Linked DNA regions of Mus musculus: region 1 is linked to region 2. Evidence: chromatin loops called from intact Hi-C (ENCODE). Cell type or tissue: gastrocnemius. All regions are shown on one strand. Links, peaks and the distances in the headings refer to the core of each region. The heading gives the core; the rest is flanking DNA.

Region 1 (7,751 bases), core at 1,616-6,615, 1.3 Mb after region 2:
TGGGGGCATAGCTGGTTCTAAGAAGCTTACACCTGAACAATAAGCACAGGCTTAACCTGCAGACACCAGGCAATTCTAGCCCAGACCTTTAGCAGTAAGAGGTGAGAGCTGTCATCAAAGCTTTCCACACTGTCCCTCCACTGGGAAAAAAGGGCAGAGTCATTCAGGCCCAGCCTATGCAATAAGACTATAGTGACGTTTGATATTTGTCTATACAAGATGATCTGTCCCCTCGTAGGAGTGAGTGACACCCAGTTAAGTGATTGAAATAGGGTTAGGTCATGGTGTTCCCATAGGTCACCTCCAAGCTGGACAAGGGACAGCACATAGCAGAACAGTAACTGAAGAGCACTTGAGCAGGCTGTGCACACACATGGTATTGGTTCTCTGTGGCTATGACAATGATGTCATTGGTACACAAGGAGGAAACCCCCGTTTTGGCTCATGTTTTCAGAGGGTCCCATCCATGGTCACGGTGAACCTGTGTGTGTTCAGGCTGCAAAGCATGGTGGGGAGTATGAAGAAGAAACTGCTCACTTAGTCACCGGAAGGGGTCAGGGTCTCCACAGCCCTCTCAGGGGCACAACCTACCCACTGACCTGACTCCCTCCCACTAACCCATACCTACCCTAGATTCTACTACGCCCCTAATACTGCACAGGCCAAAGACCAGGTCCTCAATACCTGGGACTTTGGAAAACTCTTATCCAAACCACAGGTAGCAATCACAGGCAGATGGCTCACTCACCAGGGTGGAAATTATTTCCCCGGAGGCAAAAGTCCACCGAACTTTAGAACCAAGGATCTGTACCTGTTACCTCCGAGATTTTGAGGTTCTTCTAGAAACATCTATCCCAATAACCAAGAGTATAGCATATGCTGTCCTCTGGAGTGACCTACCTGCCTGAGAAGGCTACTCAACTGTGGGGTTAGAACTGGGCTAACCTTCTATGAGTCTAGCCAGATGAGGCACTGTGGCACCTACCAGCCACTCATCCTAGCAGCAAGTACCATGGCCAACCTCTAAAAGCCCTGAATTCTCAGCTTTTCAACTAAGTGTGGAAACCCAGGAGGAGAGAGAGATTTTGATCCAGCACAAGTTCCTAGGACTTAAAATTTAGCATCTTAAAATTGGAATAGACTCTGTAACCTTAATTACACTCAGGCACACAGCCATAAGTCACTAATTGGGGGCTAGTTCTTCATGCTCTGAGGTGGTGGGCACAGGATTAAGCCCAGAGCTTGCATCCCTGACCACCCAGCATCACCTCCACTTCCTCAACCCTCCCTCAGGGTCCACCCTCAGACAATGGAGGCCTCCAGTGCCTCTGAAGGACCCCACAGACAGGCCAGAATACAGTGAACCAGACCCAGGCCCCACCCAGCAGAAGACCTGGTAAGAAGGCAGAGATGCAGGTAGCTTACAGGAAAAGGGTACCAAGGACCCACAGCAGCAAGTCACCCCTCAGCCTGGAACCAAGACTTCAAGGTCTGTGTCCAAAGAAGTACTTTACTCTCTTTTGGGTCCCTGGGCCCCCACCTGGCCAAGCAGAGTATGAAGGTGAAGGCACTGGGTTGGAAGAAGGAAGCAAACCAGGGTACCCTGTGTCATCCTGGCTACCCACTAACCAGGGAGCATCTCAGAGCCCACCATAATGCCAGTTCCCATGTGTTCTTACCTCATGGAGCCTGCGAGGCCTGCATGCCCACCTAGATGTCTGCAACTTGACAGCCTAAGACTCACAGATATATCAATACTTACATCTGTAACTATTGCTACACATATTTGTAACAAAGATGTTACAATAATGAAACAGTGTATCAGTGGTGGAAGGAACCAGCCTCCAAGCCAATTCAGAATCTAGAACCTAGGCTTCTGATTTCTGAACAGAGCCCGGCAGAATTTGTTTCACTGTCATGGCTAGAGAAGCCAGCTTTTGGAAAGCATGTGAGGGGGTCTGAACATTCCTAAAGATCCAGAAAAACCTCTCAGACTAAACAGACGCTGGAAATCTGGTCTATAAGAGAACACCTCTCCTAGGACATGGAAAGTCCTGGATTTAGAGATCTGGGTGTATTTATAAGGGAGTTCCCAGTGGAGTCTGACTGAGAAAAAAGCCACCTTGAATGTGGGCCGCATCATCGATGCTGGGCTGGAGACAGCAAGCTGCACTGGCAGCCATCTTACCCTCTGCTTCCTGACTGCGGATGCAGGGGGACCAGCAGCCTCCATGACTTACTGGCCACGATGGCCTGAACCTTCAAACTGGGATCCAAAATAACTCTTCCTTCCTTATGATGCTTTTGTTAGGGATTTAGCCATAGCAGTAGGGAAAATAACTAATACACCCTCAATGTGTGTGCCACTGGGGAATATGCACAAGGATGCCACATAGGCTGGGTTTGGACAAACCCCAGCATCATGCTGACACCTCTTGAGACAAGGTTACAGCTGAGATGCTGGGTTGGGCTAAGAGCCTCAACACATAAATTTGGGTGACATGGTTCTGTCTGCAAGCATCTGTGATCTCCCTCCAAAGACAGCTAGCTCCCCATATCATGGGGTGCAGGCCCTCAGACACTATGGCAACCCTATTGCTGACATGGAATGTCGGTGTCAGGAGAAGAGATTCTCACTATGGAGGTCACCAGCAATGATAGCCTCACCCAGCCACACAGAGGAACCCAGGAGCCCAGTAAGGAAGCCAGACACTGGACGTATGTGGTCACCACTCAGGTCTGCTGTTCTTTCTGCAACTGCCCTATGCCCCTCTGTGTTAAATGGCGGAAGGCTTGAAAGTAGGGTTTCATCTCCTAGCATTCTCTGGAAACCAGCTGTGCCCCACTTACTTCCCTCCTAGTGCTTCCTGGGGGCGGGGGGGGACCTTCTGCAGCCTCAGGCCTCTTAGCTCCAAAGTAGCTAGGCCAAACATGGCTCAAAAATCAAAGGAAGGCTCTGCTTTGCAGGAATGTTCCAGAACAGCACTGGGGGCACCATGGGGATATCTTTTAGGATACACACAATGGGTTCTCATCTGATCCTGAATTGACATGACAATTATTTATCTTGCTCTAAGGTGAATTTCAGGACAGCAGAGCAGGTAAGATCAGAGCACCTAAGCACAGAACCTAGAAGCCAACCCCAGTAACGGACCACAGTTGGCAGGGGGCACTTGGATTCCTAAGGCAGACACCCCCTCCCCCACTCCAAGTGAGCCCATGTGGCCTTTGTGGGTGCACACAGCAACTTCACTGTGCCTTAACATCAGAGAGGTTAACACCTCTTTGCATGGTCATTGGCCACAGTGGCTGACCCCAAGCCACCTGGGGCAGTAACTAGATGGTGGAAGGAGCCAGGGCACACTTCTCTCAGAAGCCTCTTGTAGCTGCTACCCCTAGACTCCTGTTCCTCCCACTCTCCATCACATATCCCTCCTAGCTACTTGCCATTGATCCTCCGTGCACATGAGAAAAGTGTGAGGGTAGGACAAGAGCTTGCTGCACGGATGAGATTGTCCTGCATAGATGTGTGCAGATGGGATCAGATGCTTGAGAACCCAAGACTATCCCCCAGCTGTCTCCACGGTGAACAGCGGTTGTCCCCATCCACCTAGGGCGTCCATCTCGAGCAGAGACCCTGATGCTTGCTAGTGTTGGCACAGAGTCTGGCTCCCAGGCTCCATATGAGGTCCTAATACTCTTTCTTACACTCCGCAGTTTGCAGGAGAGGTTCCTGAGAACCGTATAGAGACAGTAGTAGCCAACCTCACGGTGATGGACCGAGACCAGCCCCACTCACCCAACTGGAACGCCGTCTACCGAATCATAAGTGGGGACCCCTCTGGGCACTTCAGTGTCCGCACAGACCCCGTGACCAATGAGGGCATGGTCACCGTGGTGAAGGTAGGTGACTGCTGCCTGCATATCCCCTGGTCCAGGAACATGAATGTCTGCCAGCTACCTATGGCCAAGGACCAAACCCTTTAGAGACAATCTCCACAGTGTCTTTCCTAACTCAGGCTGGCCTCAAATTTGTCCTGCTGAGGGTGGCCTCAAACTCCTGATCCTCCTGACTTCACTTCTCACCAACCATTTTCCACCAGGAAAGGGAAGATTCTGGCCTTCATATCCATGCTGGCATTTTCCTGTGAACAAGACCCCCCTTCTTATGAGACTACACACACACCTTGATGTACGGTGCAGGAGGAAATGTTATGACCCTCCTCTCCGGTTTGATGCTAGGGCCTACCTCTCTAAGGTGCACTCAGGCCTCACTGTTGAGCCAAGGGTCATTGATGAGGGCACCTTAGTGAGTATGTCCAGCACCCTAACTGAAACTGTCACAGCAAATTTTCTGTTGGCTTCCACATTATAGGTGTATTTTATCTTTCCTGCCTGTGAATTTTATTGGCCATAGTCTGTCTGGAAGGACTGATGACAAGATTTTTTAGTGTATCATATATAATGTGATTCTGTGGGCCAATAAACACAGAGAGACCCTGCCCTCCACAGTTTTAGGAAGCAGCCTATTAAAGCAAACTGGCCTGGCCTCTGCCTGAGGCTTCCAGGAGGGGCTACAGGCATTGGCAGCCATTGGTTCTGCAAGAGGAAGACCTTGCCACAGTATGGTACAAATTCTGGGAGCTTGGTGGCACCTGGAGGTTAAATACAGAGAAGCCAAGATGAGGCTTGGGAGAGGTTCACTATTTCTGGTCTAGAAGCCTCCATGAGACCTTTCAAGGGAAGGGTGCAGGTTACTCTGCCCTGGGTGCCTTGAGAGACTTGCAGCCACTTCAAGTGGTTCTGGGTCCAGCCAGGTGACCCTGTGGGCACAGGCCCCGCCTATAAAAATGCATCTGTACAGTGTCCAGCAGCACAGTACAAACTGGGCAGAGGTAGAGCAAGGGAGAGACCAGTTCATTCCCCGCTTGTACAGCTAAACTCACGAGCCATGCCTGGACCTACGGAGGCAGAGGCACAGGACCAGCCATGCTCCATGTCCAGTGACAGCTGGACATCATCATGTGCCACAGAAAGGTGAGACCATACTCAGAGCTTAGGAAATTGTATATCCATGTATCCTTCAGACAAGCATAAAGACCAGGCTTGGGAAGAGGGAGGTCTCGCCAAGGTCACCATCAAGGAGCCAGCAGCAACTCTGGCCCCAGGTCTAGAGCCTTCTAGATTCAGTGCCTCTGTTTCCTTCCCAGGCCCAATGGCAGTATTGATTACCTAGTTTATAATTCCTTTATGCATAGATAATACTTCACGTAGTGGCAGCACTGGGCACCAAGGACAGGTGATTACAAAATCCAGAAGTAGGCTATGTTCTGATCTACTTAGTCAGGGATCAGACCCAGCACAAGGCTTAGCATCTGAAGGTGAAACACAGACAGGAGTGGGAAGCTGACTCCACCAGGAAAGCTCTTCTCCCAAATGGAGTTCGTGAAGACCCAGGCAGGCCTACAGTAAGGAGCAGGGAGCCATGTGACCTGTGATGGGAATTCCCCAGTAATGGTCAGGCTTCACATGCCATCTGCCTCTGCCCTGCTGCAGAAGCCGAGGCAGTTGGCTGTGGATGCTCCCACACTGGGATGCATCTGATGGCATCTGAGCAAGCATCCTAGGCCTGTTCTCTCAAGCTTCCTTTGAGGAAACCAGCCAGGAAGGTCATTCGGGGAGAGGCTGGTGGCTGGAGAGCTGTGGTATGTGGCTGCCTTGCTTATGGTCGTCAAGGTGTGACAGCCTGACCCTCCCACAGAATAACAGCAAGCTGCACACTGAGTTCTGTATCATCGTCTGTTGATGGTAACTCAGGGTCACAGTTTATTCTCACGAAGTCCACTCTCAGCATCCCCTCGGCTAGCACTTGCCTACGTTCCAACCAGGTGCTTTTCTCAGCATTGGGGGCCTGGAAACACCGACAGTACCATCTCCCCCAGGGCCCCCGCACTTGCCTTTAGAACCTGTAACCAGAAGGCAGCAGGGTCTTTGCAGATGTAACAGTGTTGAAGGCCTTAAGGTTTGAGGTGAGTCTAGACCATCTGCATCAGCCCAGTGCAGCCTCAGGAGCCTTTAAGAAAGGGAGCAAAAAGGTCAGGGGATGTCTTAGTCAGGGGTTCTGTTGTTGTGATTAAAAGTGGGGCTGAAGCCGGGCATGGTGGCGCACACCTTTAATCCCAGCACTTGGGAGGCAGAGGCAGGTGAATTTCTGAGTTCGAGGCCAACCTGGTCTACAGAGTGAGTTTCAGGACAGCCAGGGCTACACAGAGAAACCCTGTCTCAAAACAAAAAACAAACAAAAAAACAGAAACAAAAACAAAAAAAAAAATGGGACTGAAGAGAAGGCTCTGTGGTTAAAAGCACTGGCTGCTCTTCCAGAGGTCCTGAGTTCAATTCCCAGCAACATGGGGGCTCACAACCATCTGTAATGGGATCTGATGCCCTCTTCTGGCATGCAGGTGTACATGCAGATAGAGCACTCATACATAAAATAAATAATCTAAAACAAACAAGTTTCACCTTACATGTCCCAAGCATAATCTATCATGGAGGGAAGTCAGGATAAGAACCTGGAGACAGGAGCCAATGCAGAGGCCATGGAGGAACGCTCCCTACTGGCAGCTCCGCCCCCTCCGGTCCCCCACACCCACCCCCTTGCTTGTTCAGCTGCTTTATTTATAGCACCTCTCCCGGGTGGCCCCGCCCACAGCGAACTGGGCATTCACCAATGAGGAAAGAGCACCACAGCCCAACCTGGTGGCAGCATTACTTCAATTGAGGTACCCTTTCCTAAAGGGACTCTAGCTTGTATCTACCTAAAACTAACACGCAGAGCAAGGTGTGAAGACAGAGGCAGAAACAGCTGGAGGCAGGAATCCACAGCTGGCTCTGAAGAGGGACAAGACCCCACACACCCCTCTCCAGAGTGGACATGTATGAGACAGGAGTCACTGAAGAAACTGGCCCTGCTGTCGGACTCTAGCCCAGGGATAGACATTTTACGTCTGCCCCCCAGGACTGCATTTCTATTACTTTAAGTCTCCCTCTGGAGACACAAAATCAGTAACAAGTTCAAGCAAACGTTGAACAAGTAAACGCTTGTTTACTCCTGTCTCTTTCTCCTGACTGCTGGGATTGCAGGCGTGTACCACTGTGTTCAGCAAAAACTAACTTTTATTTTGTTTAGTTGGGGGTCAGGGGAGATGGTGTTGCTCACAGGAGGAGGCAGTTAGGGGGCAGCTTGCAGGGGCCAGTGGTCTCCTCCAACCTTGTGGATTCTGAGGATCAAACATCAGGCATGGTGGCAGATGCTGTTGCTCACGGACCCATCATGTCCCCCTAAAACCAAAATCAACCTTTGGCCGCCATTACTCTCAGCCCTCACATGCATTTCCTGAGCTTCTTGTGGCCGTAGCGACTCTCAGGATCTTCAGCTCCCTTGTGCCTGCCCACACAGTAATTAAGGAATTCTTGAGACAACATACCTGTGATTCCAACACCCAGGAAAAAGATCGATGCCCCAAGAAACCCGGCTTCTGCCTCATCCGGGTGTGGGGCTAACTAGCTAGAGACACTTTATTCCAACCTCCCTCTCCTCTCATTGGCCAGAACCCAGAAGAAGCCAGAGACTGCGGTAAAGGGACAGTGGAAACCAGGCCCCCATAGAAAGCAAGGCAGGGAGAGTCTAAGAGACTGGGCAGTAGGAACGGCCAGCCCCACCTCTGTAGGAAGCCCCAGTTAACCTGTCC
Region 2 (7,751 bases), core at 1,051-6,050:
GCTGATTTGGGCTTCTTGTAAAGGGAACTGAATAATCAAAGGCTGGGTGGAAACCCTGGATTGAGATTAAATATTTTCTACAAAAGTGAAATTGCTGTATCAGATGATTTTTTTTTTCTATATTGAACTCTGTGTCAAATAATTCATTCTGACATTTAGTTTGCCTGTGCTGTGGAGAGGGAGAGTCCATTATTTTAAAGCTGAATTCACCTGTGTGGTTGGGAGAGGCTGTCATTTGTTTCATTAAAAAACCAAAAAAACAACAACAACAAAAAAAAAAAACCAAAAAAAAAAAAAAACCAAAAAAAAAAAAAAAAAAAAAACCACAAAGCTCCATGTTTGTAGACCTTGTTCTCATGTGGAGACAGAAAAGAGGAAATGTTTGGGATGTCATAGAACAAGGAAGGCCTGGAAAGAGAACAGAACAGAACTACGTCAAGGCTCCTGCCATGACAGAGGTAGCTGGGAGTGGGAGGGGAGACATCTGCCAAGCATGAAGGGCTTGTCTTGTGAAGCCGGAGAGAGCATCGCACAGCGCTTTCATGCCAACGCTGAGTGAGCACATTTGGGGAATGTTCAAGTGTAGTCTGAGGTTGGATCCACATGATGAGGAGATGGGAGGGATGGAAGGAGCCAGGCAGACTATGCAACACAGAACTCCCTGAGGGCTTTGGATTTCAGTTGAGGGTTAATGGGAAGGTGGTAGGTTCCGTTGGTGAACAAGAGAAGTGGTTAGTTGAAGTGAGGCTGGACCGGTCTAAATGGCAAGCTTCCTGCTGTTTCATCTCTCTTAGCATCTCGTTGGGAATAACCTCTTAGTGTCTACACCATGAGGGCTTCGGAGACCGGTCACCCTGGGCTTCCTATGGCTTGTCATCCTGCCAAGGTGATTGTGCATAATGCCTGGAGTAGCACCAGCCTCTCGATCTCATCAGCCTGAAAGATGCTTCTTCTGGAAGCTTGGGTCTGGATGCTCCTTCCACACTAACGCCAAGGACATCATTCTGTAAGACGAAGCCAGTGTCCACTCTCCACGGAGAGCATGAGAAAGGAGAAAGAAGTGAGAAGGGTCTCCAAGCCAAACCCCTGGGTGGCAACCAGCGAGCGACTCATTGTTGCAACAGGAAAGATATCTGGGTTATGACAGCAGAAGAGAAAATGGCTCTAAGTACTTATCACACTCGGTAAGACTTTGTAAACACAGAAACCAGATGTTCTAGCTGAAAGCATCTAACCCTGAAAAGAGAACGAACACAAATGTTTTAACAAATGAATTGTTGCCAAATCTGCTACAAGATGCCGATGACCAGATATTTAACATTTGTCCTTATTCAGAGTCACGAGAAATAAGCAGACACAAACTGAGTTGGGTAACACCACAGAGCATGCTTTCTGTGACCTTCATTCTCCCCTGGGGAGGTGGGGAGGCGGGAGGCTGTCACCCATCCCCTGTGATGGCACAGGCAACAGTAACTCACCTGTTTCCTGGAGTTGTTAAATCAGGGAAGACAAATGGCCACAGGAGCAGGATCCCTTCCTCCTACATGTCAAATCCCTCACACGTTATATTTAAAAAATACAACTTGAAATCCTAGCCAGCCATGTCCCCTGCAGGAGACCAGAGAGCCTTGAAGACAGAAGAGAGGCAGGTAATCCTTGCAGCTGACTGAGGGATGCAGAGAGCAAAGAATGACAGATACCCAAGAGGACAGAACAGACCTGGGAGGTAAGGGTGGGGCTTCCGAGAACTGAGCTGAGGGAGCTAAAATTACATGCAGTAGCTCTGTCTTATTTTTCCATGTGTCATACAGCAATGGCTTAGCCTGAGGCCAAAGCAGTTACTGCAAGCTCTGGGGTGACAAGACTGAATGCTGTGACCTCAGGAAGGCAAGGTGGGGGAGGGTAGGCTTCACACCCAGAAAACAAGATCTGTCAACCCAGGGGCAGTGGGTCTCATTCCCTGGAAGAAAAGCAATGGGTTCAGTGCTTGGAGCTTAGAGCGGTGGGGCAGCAGACACTTGAGGAGAATCAACAGTAGACACGTGCGATACCAGTGCAACAGATGGAAGGAGCCAGACGCTCTCGGAGCAGGGCTAGCCGGTTCAGTGAGCAGACTAAAAAGAGCAAAGAGAGATAAGTACACCCCAAACCAGGTAGGCACAGAAGCCAGGAAGTTAGAAATGGGAACATCAAAATCCCAAGCTGATCTGTGGGCAGAGGGCAGAGGAGACACAGCTAAAGCTTTCAGGACACTTCAGGAATCCCACAGGGATGTGTAGATACAAGGAGAGCCGAACCATGCGGACAGTAACCCCTTAAGATCCACACCTCCTTAAAGAATCCCGGAAGGAGAGAAGGGACCAGAGAACAAGGAAAATTAAGACCCAGTAATGGTTCTGAGAGGAGGAAAGACCCACCCTAGACACGTAGGGGGGAAATTCCAGAAGAACAGAAAAGGATCAGATTATTCAAAACCCCCAGAAAGAAAAATGATATTTTTGGCTTAGAGGCAGAATTCTAGCAGTGTTCGGCTTCCCCGTGCCAGCAATAGATACCGGGAGACAGTGGAGACATGGCTTCACAGTTCCAGGGAAGCTGTTTGCATAACTAATCTTGCACTCAGCCAAAATAACACCGATTCATCAACACTTAAGGATTAGGAAATCTGTCTTGCGGAGACCTGGGAGGATAATGGGATGGTCACTGGAATGTCACAGATTGCAGCACATTCTGTCAAATGTGACATCAAATATCAAATATTCTATCAAATATGCCACGAGCTCAGGATTACATGAGCACTCATCGTACAAAAGCGGTGCAAGCCACGTCAGACTGTCCAGGCTGCATTTGCAGCCTCAGCTTCTAAGTGGCAATGCCCCTGCTCCCTCCTCTGCCTGGCGCCCTCCTAGCTGTGAGGTTTTCACAAGCCTCACTGCCTCAGAGGCCTCTATCAATTTAACCAGGCTCCATTAATAAGCACAAAGATGGTTTACATGTTTCCCTACTAAACAGTTATAGCAGTGAGTGTCCCTTAGTCTTTTGTGTTGCATATGAGTAATATTTATACAGGGGGAGGCCCTAACATGGGAATAATTACAGATAAAAGAGAACAGAAAATTAGAAACTTCACAGATGTAGCAAACCCACTCCAGTGTAATCACGGCCACTTATTTACTCTTCAGATAACAGAACTCTGCACTCAGCTCTTCCCGAAGTGCGGTGTGTATGTGTGTGTGTGTGTGTGTGTGTGTGTGTGCATGTGTGCGTGTACATGTGTGGTGTGTATGTGTGTGCTTATGTAGTGTATGGGGTGTGCAGAAGGTGTGTCCTTGATGTGTGTGTGGTGGTTTTGTATGTATAAAGTTGGTACATGAGTGGTAGACATATGTGGTTTCTTTGTGTGTGGTATGGTATGGGCTTGGTGTGTGGTGTGTGCATGTGGTGTGTGTATGTGTGCACATGTGTGTGATATCATTGTGCATGTGCGTATCTGCATGTGTGAATCATGGGGTATGTGGGATGGCGTGTATAGTGAATTTGTGTGCATTTATATGAATATGTGCGAAGTGTGTTTGTGTATAGGTCTGTGCTGTGTATGTGTTATGCATACATGTAGATATGTGGATGTTTGTTGGTGTGTACACTGACATGTAAACGTGTATATTTGTGATATGTGTATGTGGTGGATGTGGTGTCCTTTCGTGCACATGTGTGTGATGTGTCAGTGTGTGTGTGTTCTGAGTGCAAGTGTGTGGAAGGCGTGCACACCGGAGCCACTGTTGGCAGAGTCCTGTCTGCGCTGCCACTCTCCACCTACAGATGGCGCTGTTGCCTTGCTCTCCATTACTCAGGCCCAGGGATGGCCGTAATTACAAAACAAAAAGAGATTACACTGCATACAGGTGGGCTGCCTGCTTTTGTTGTTTGGGCCTAGCAGGCCAGGATCTATTCTTCACAACTTCCAGGCTGTAAAACTCAGATAACTTTGAGATGTGCTATTCTTCAGAAAGAAAAAAGAGAAGATTATATTTGACCATCGTTTTTGAAATCTTCAGAAATAAGCCCTTTGAAAATAAGTCTTTGAGAACTTCCGAGGGTGTGCATCCAGCCAGAGCGGTTCAAGGGAGACCAGCCAGTTAGGCTTCAGTTTTCAAGTTCTTCATTCTTGTCCTCTTCTAAACAAAAACACATGCAAATGCCCTGTTCCCTCATCAGAGAGCGAGTGTGTGTGTGTGTGGGGGGGGGGGGGGGGTGTCTCACAGCTTTGTAGAGCCCAGGGCTGTTGGTGGTTGCTTCTTGCAGGTAGACACTGTGGGCAGGAAGGAGTGGGCATGGCTGACCATCAGGCCTTCTGGATTGTGTCCATGGAAATGATTCAGATGTGCCCGGCGCTGGGATTTGGGTCCAGCCTGGGACCTTTCTCTCTTCTGCAGGAAGGAACTTTCAGTTATGCTCAGGATCCACAGCCCAGCCCGGCTGAGCTCGGGTCCATCTGTCAGGGATGTATGTATACTGCAAACCCTGCCTGTTGCAGCTGGCCTGTCTCTGCACAGCTTTGTACTCGTGGCAGCCTATTGGGAGTGGACAGCACCACGTGGTCCTCTCAGAATGAAAGATGCGGAGATACAGTGACCTTGAATCCCAGTCAAGATCGTGAATAATTGAGAACAGAACTCAGCTGCAGAACACACTCTGAGCTACTCAGTTTTCAGTGCTCTGAACACGTGATCATGACCTTTCCCGTCTACCTGGCTCCGGTTCCCAGCTCCAGGCCCTCGAGGCTGCTGTTGTGCGCTGTGGTAGAGCAATGCTTGTCCACATTAGTGAAAGTTGAGTTTTCCTGTGTGAGTCTCGGTTCCATCGGAATGGGGCTGCTAAGCAGCGTTCACACAGACAAGCAGAGTGAGCTCTGAGAACCGTAAAAACACATAGATGGCTTCATGCGTCCCCAAAGGAAACTACAGAAAGTTAGATGGACTTTGGAGGGTGCAGGGCTGTGTTGGCAGAGCTGATGTGGCTAACAGGTGCTGAGCAGGGCAGCCATGTGAGATGGGAGGCCTGAAGCAGGCTCCTCCAGCACCAACGGAGTTAACAAAGGCTGGGTCTCCTGTACGTTCATCCGTCCATCCGTCCATCCGGCAGAGCTGACATGGGGATCCAGGGTTGCTTTAAATGCTTGCCCTGCTGGAGAACCCTGGGCAGAAGTCATGGAAGGAGTCCTGGGTACTGTTCCAGAAAGTCAGAGGCCAAGAGCAAAATGGAGATCTGAGCCAGGAGGTCATGACCAAGGACCACAGTGCCCATCCAGGTTTAATTACAGCCAGAGTCCCGAGGCAGCAAGAGTCCAGCAGAGCAGAGAGCAAAGGGCACCTGGATAATGGAGCTCCCAAGTCGAGCTACAAGATGCTGAGGGTGGGACAAAGCTGCCAGTTTGCTTGCTGCTCCAGTACTCCTCTCTCTGGAGAGCAGCTGTGATAGGCCCCTTGCCCTGTGTCCACACTGATAGTCTTAGCTGTTCCAGCTGTTGAACGGCAGATGCTTGGAGTCCCACTTGGAGGAGGAGTCCAGAGTTAGGTCAAAATCTTTGGCACCCAGGGTTGAGCTTGATTAGTAATGCCTGCCAGGGGTACAGACATAACAAATAGGCACGCATGTTTGAGCTCTCTGGCTCTGAAGGCAGGGATTGATTATTAATGCCTTCCAGGAACACAGGTATAGTGAGTAAAGGCCTGTGGATTTGTATCTGTCTCTGGCTACCTGCAGTGAGTGGCACAAGCTGTGCCATCTGGGAGTCCGAGTTTTGGAAATAACTTTCACTTTGTAAAGTGTTGCCCCCATTTGGACTGTCTTCCAAAATTCTGTCCTGCAGGATTCAGGTCCTAGCAGCTTGAGCTGACTCGGCTACACAGCGTGCACATTTCTGCTCACTCTTCAAGTCATTGTCATGTCCTGCGTCCCCTCTGTCTCCCCCATGGTTTACAGGGATCCTTGAGAGTAGAAACGCCTTTAGAAGCTGCGTGTTCTCAGGGCCTGGCACATCGCCAATCCAAGTGGATGCTCGTTTCGCTCCTGTCCTTCCTCCCTATCTCCCTTTAAAATCAGCGCCGGACTGCACAATCCAATGCAACGCTCCTTTAACTGTACAAATGGATGCTTTCATCTGGCTCAATTTTCATAAAAGAGTACAGGGAAAGAAATTAAAATACAAAAATTCGGGCTGGAGAGACATCTCAGTGGTCGAGCCTGCTCTCCTGCCAGGAGTTGAGTTTCCAGCCTGCGCAGTGGGTGGCACACAGCTGCTTGTAACTCCAGCCCCAGGAGGATCTGACACCTCCTCTGGCCTCTGCAGGCACTTACATACACAGGCAAGTACACATTATTATAACTAAAAAATAACAATAAATTTTTAAGTACAAATATAATGAGGTTTAGTTAGGAACAGAAAGCCTCTGTCAGCTGAGTTTTTCATCCACACAGAGCTGTGGGGATTGGGGAGGTGCTGGGCTTTCTTGAGAGTCTGCACATGGTGGTTGGTGCAATGTCCTCACTGCCTCAAGGGTTCCAGTGTTAAGGGATACTGAAGCTTTGTGGTGCTGGGGAGCAGGGAGGCATGACTTGGTTTGAGAGCTGGGTAAAGCCACAGTGGGGCAGAGACACTTACTTGGATGTAGGCATTCAAGCAGCAGTTGGTTCAGGGGCAGTGCGGAGATGGCAGCCATCTTAGCTGGCATTTCCCTGAGTCTGCTGTTTCACCCCAGGTGCTTGCTGTGGATCAGTCAGCTGATCCTGACCTGACTTCTCTGTCAGGCCTGTGTCATTGTTACCGCTTTGCAGACGCCTGCTGGAGGCCAGCGTACAAATGGAGCTGCTCCACACCGGAAGTGAGCGGGCTCAAAGGGATGCCCCATGTGGAGTGACTTTGGCAAGTGACCTTGGCAAGTTCCCAGTGGTCTTCATTCTCTTGGCCAATAAATGCCAACCAGATTTCCTCTGCTGGGGCCCGGTGAGCATGTGTGCATTGGGCACAGATGAGGTATATCTCTGGGAGCTTGGGGGTCCACAGGACTGAAGGAGATACACACTTCTTGGATCCTACACCAGCATCTGCCCCGCCCTCACACTGTGCATTGCTGTAGTATTTACCGCAGTCTGCTTTCTCAGATATTTAATGCTGTGCACATCTGTCTCCACACAGGAGTGGAAGTGCTGTAGCAACAAGGGCCATATGCTTTTCATCTGTCCTGGAGCCTGCAATGGGGCTCTGCCAACTACCAAATGCAGTTCCACAAGCAATCACATGCAAGTTTAACTCTGTCCTGGCAGCCTGGGCTTGGACGCTCACCCTAGCCACCCCGGCTTCTCCTGGAGTTGAATCAACTTGACATGCATCCATTGGTGTCTACTGTGTGCTGGACTCCAGGGCAGGCAGAAAGCTGAGGGTCGTGTCGCCTCTGGCCCTGGAAGGGAAGGTGAGCCATGCTTTCGGGCTTTGTCCTAAGCTGTAGACATGCTCTGGGTCCAGACCTGCCCCCTGTGATGCCTTGACTCTGCCTCCTGCCTGGCAACAGTATGGTTGCCCACCCCCAGAGGCTGCCAGGAAGGAGGAACTGAAGAGGTCACATGACAGAAAGCATGCTGGTAGCTGACAATTGCTGGTTCTCACCTCCCTCACCCCTATCCCAGACACCAGCTCCTCTGTGTTGCTTAGCTCAGTGATGACACAGGCCACTCTCACAGGTGTTCACCAGTGA

What was found. A loop is a pair of places that touch in the nucleus more often than their neighbours do. Peaks named below come from ENCODE experiments on the same cell type or tissue, not always from the same donor. Only the 100,000 strongest peaks of a DNase experiment are listed, where the experiment ranks them.
Region 1: a loop joins it to region 2, with 8 times the contacts of the local background. A loop is called at or near these places in 7 of 42 quality-filtered maps.

The regions. Positions count from the first base shown.
Region 1 is chr2:179,878,093-179,885,843 of GRCm38, forward strand. It overlaps Cdh4 (cadherin 4), which reads left to right. Exons shown (of 16, transcript NM_009867.3): 9 at 3,718-3,903. Among named protein-coding and RNA genes, the nearest start is that of Gm36066, 78 kb to the left of the region's middle. In gastrocnemius, for the core only: no CTCF peak of the experiment used is centred there; no DNase peak of the experiment used is centred there.
Region 2 is chr2:178,626,130-178,633,880 of GRCm38, forward strand. No RefSeq gene overlaps it. Among named protein-coding and RNA genes, the nearest start is that of Gm40031, 4.8 kb to the right of the region's middle. In gastrocnemius, for the core only: no CTCF peak of the experiment used is centred there; DNase peaks (open chromatin) are centred at 3,816 and 6,027.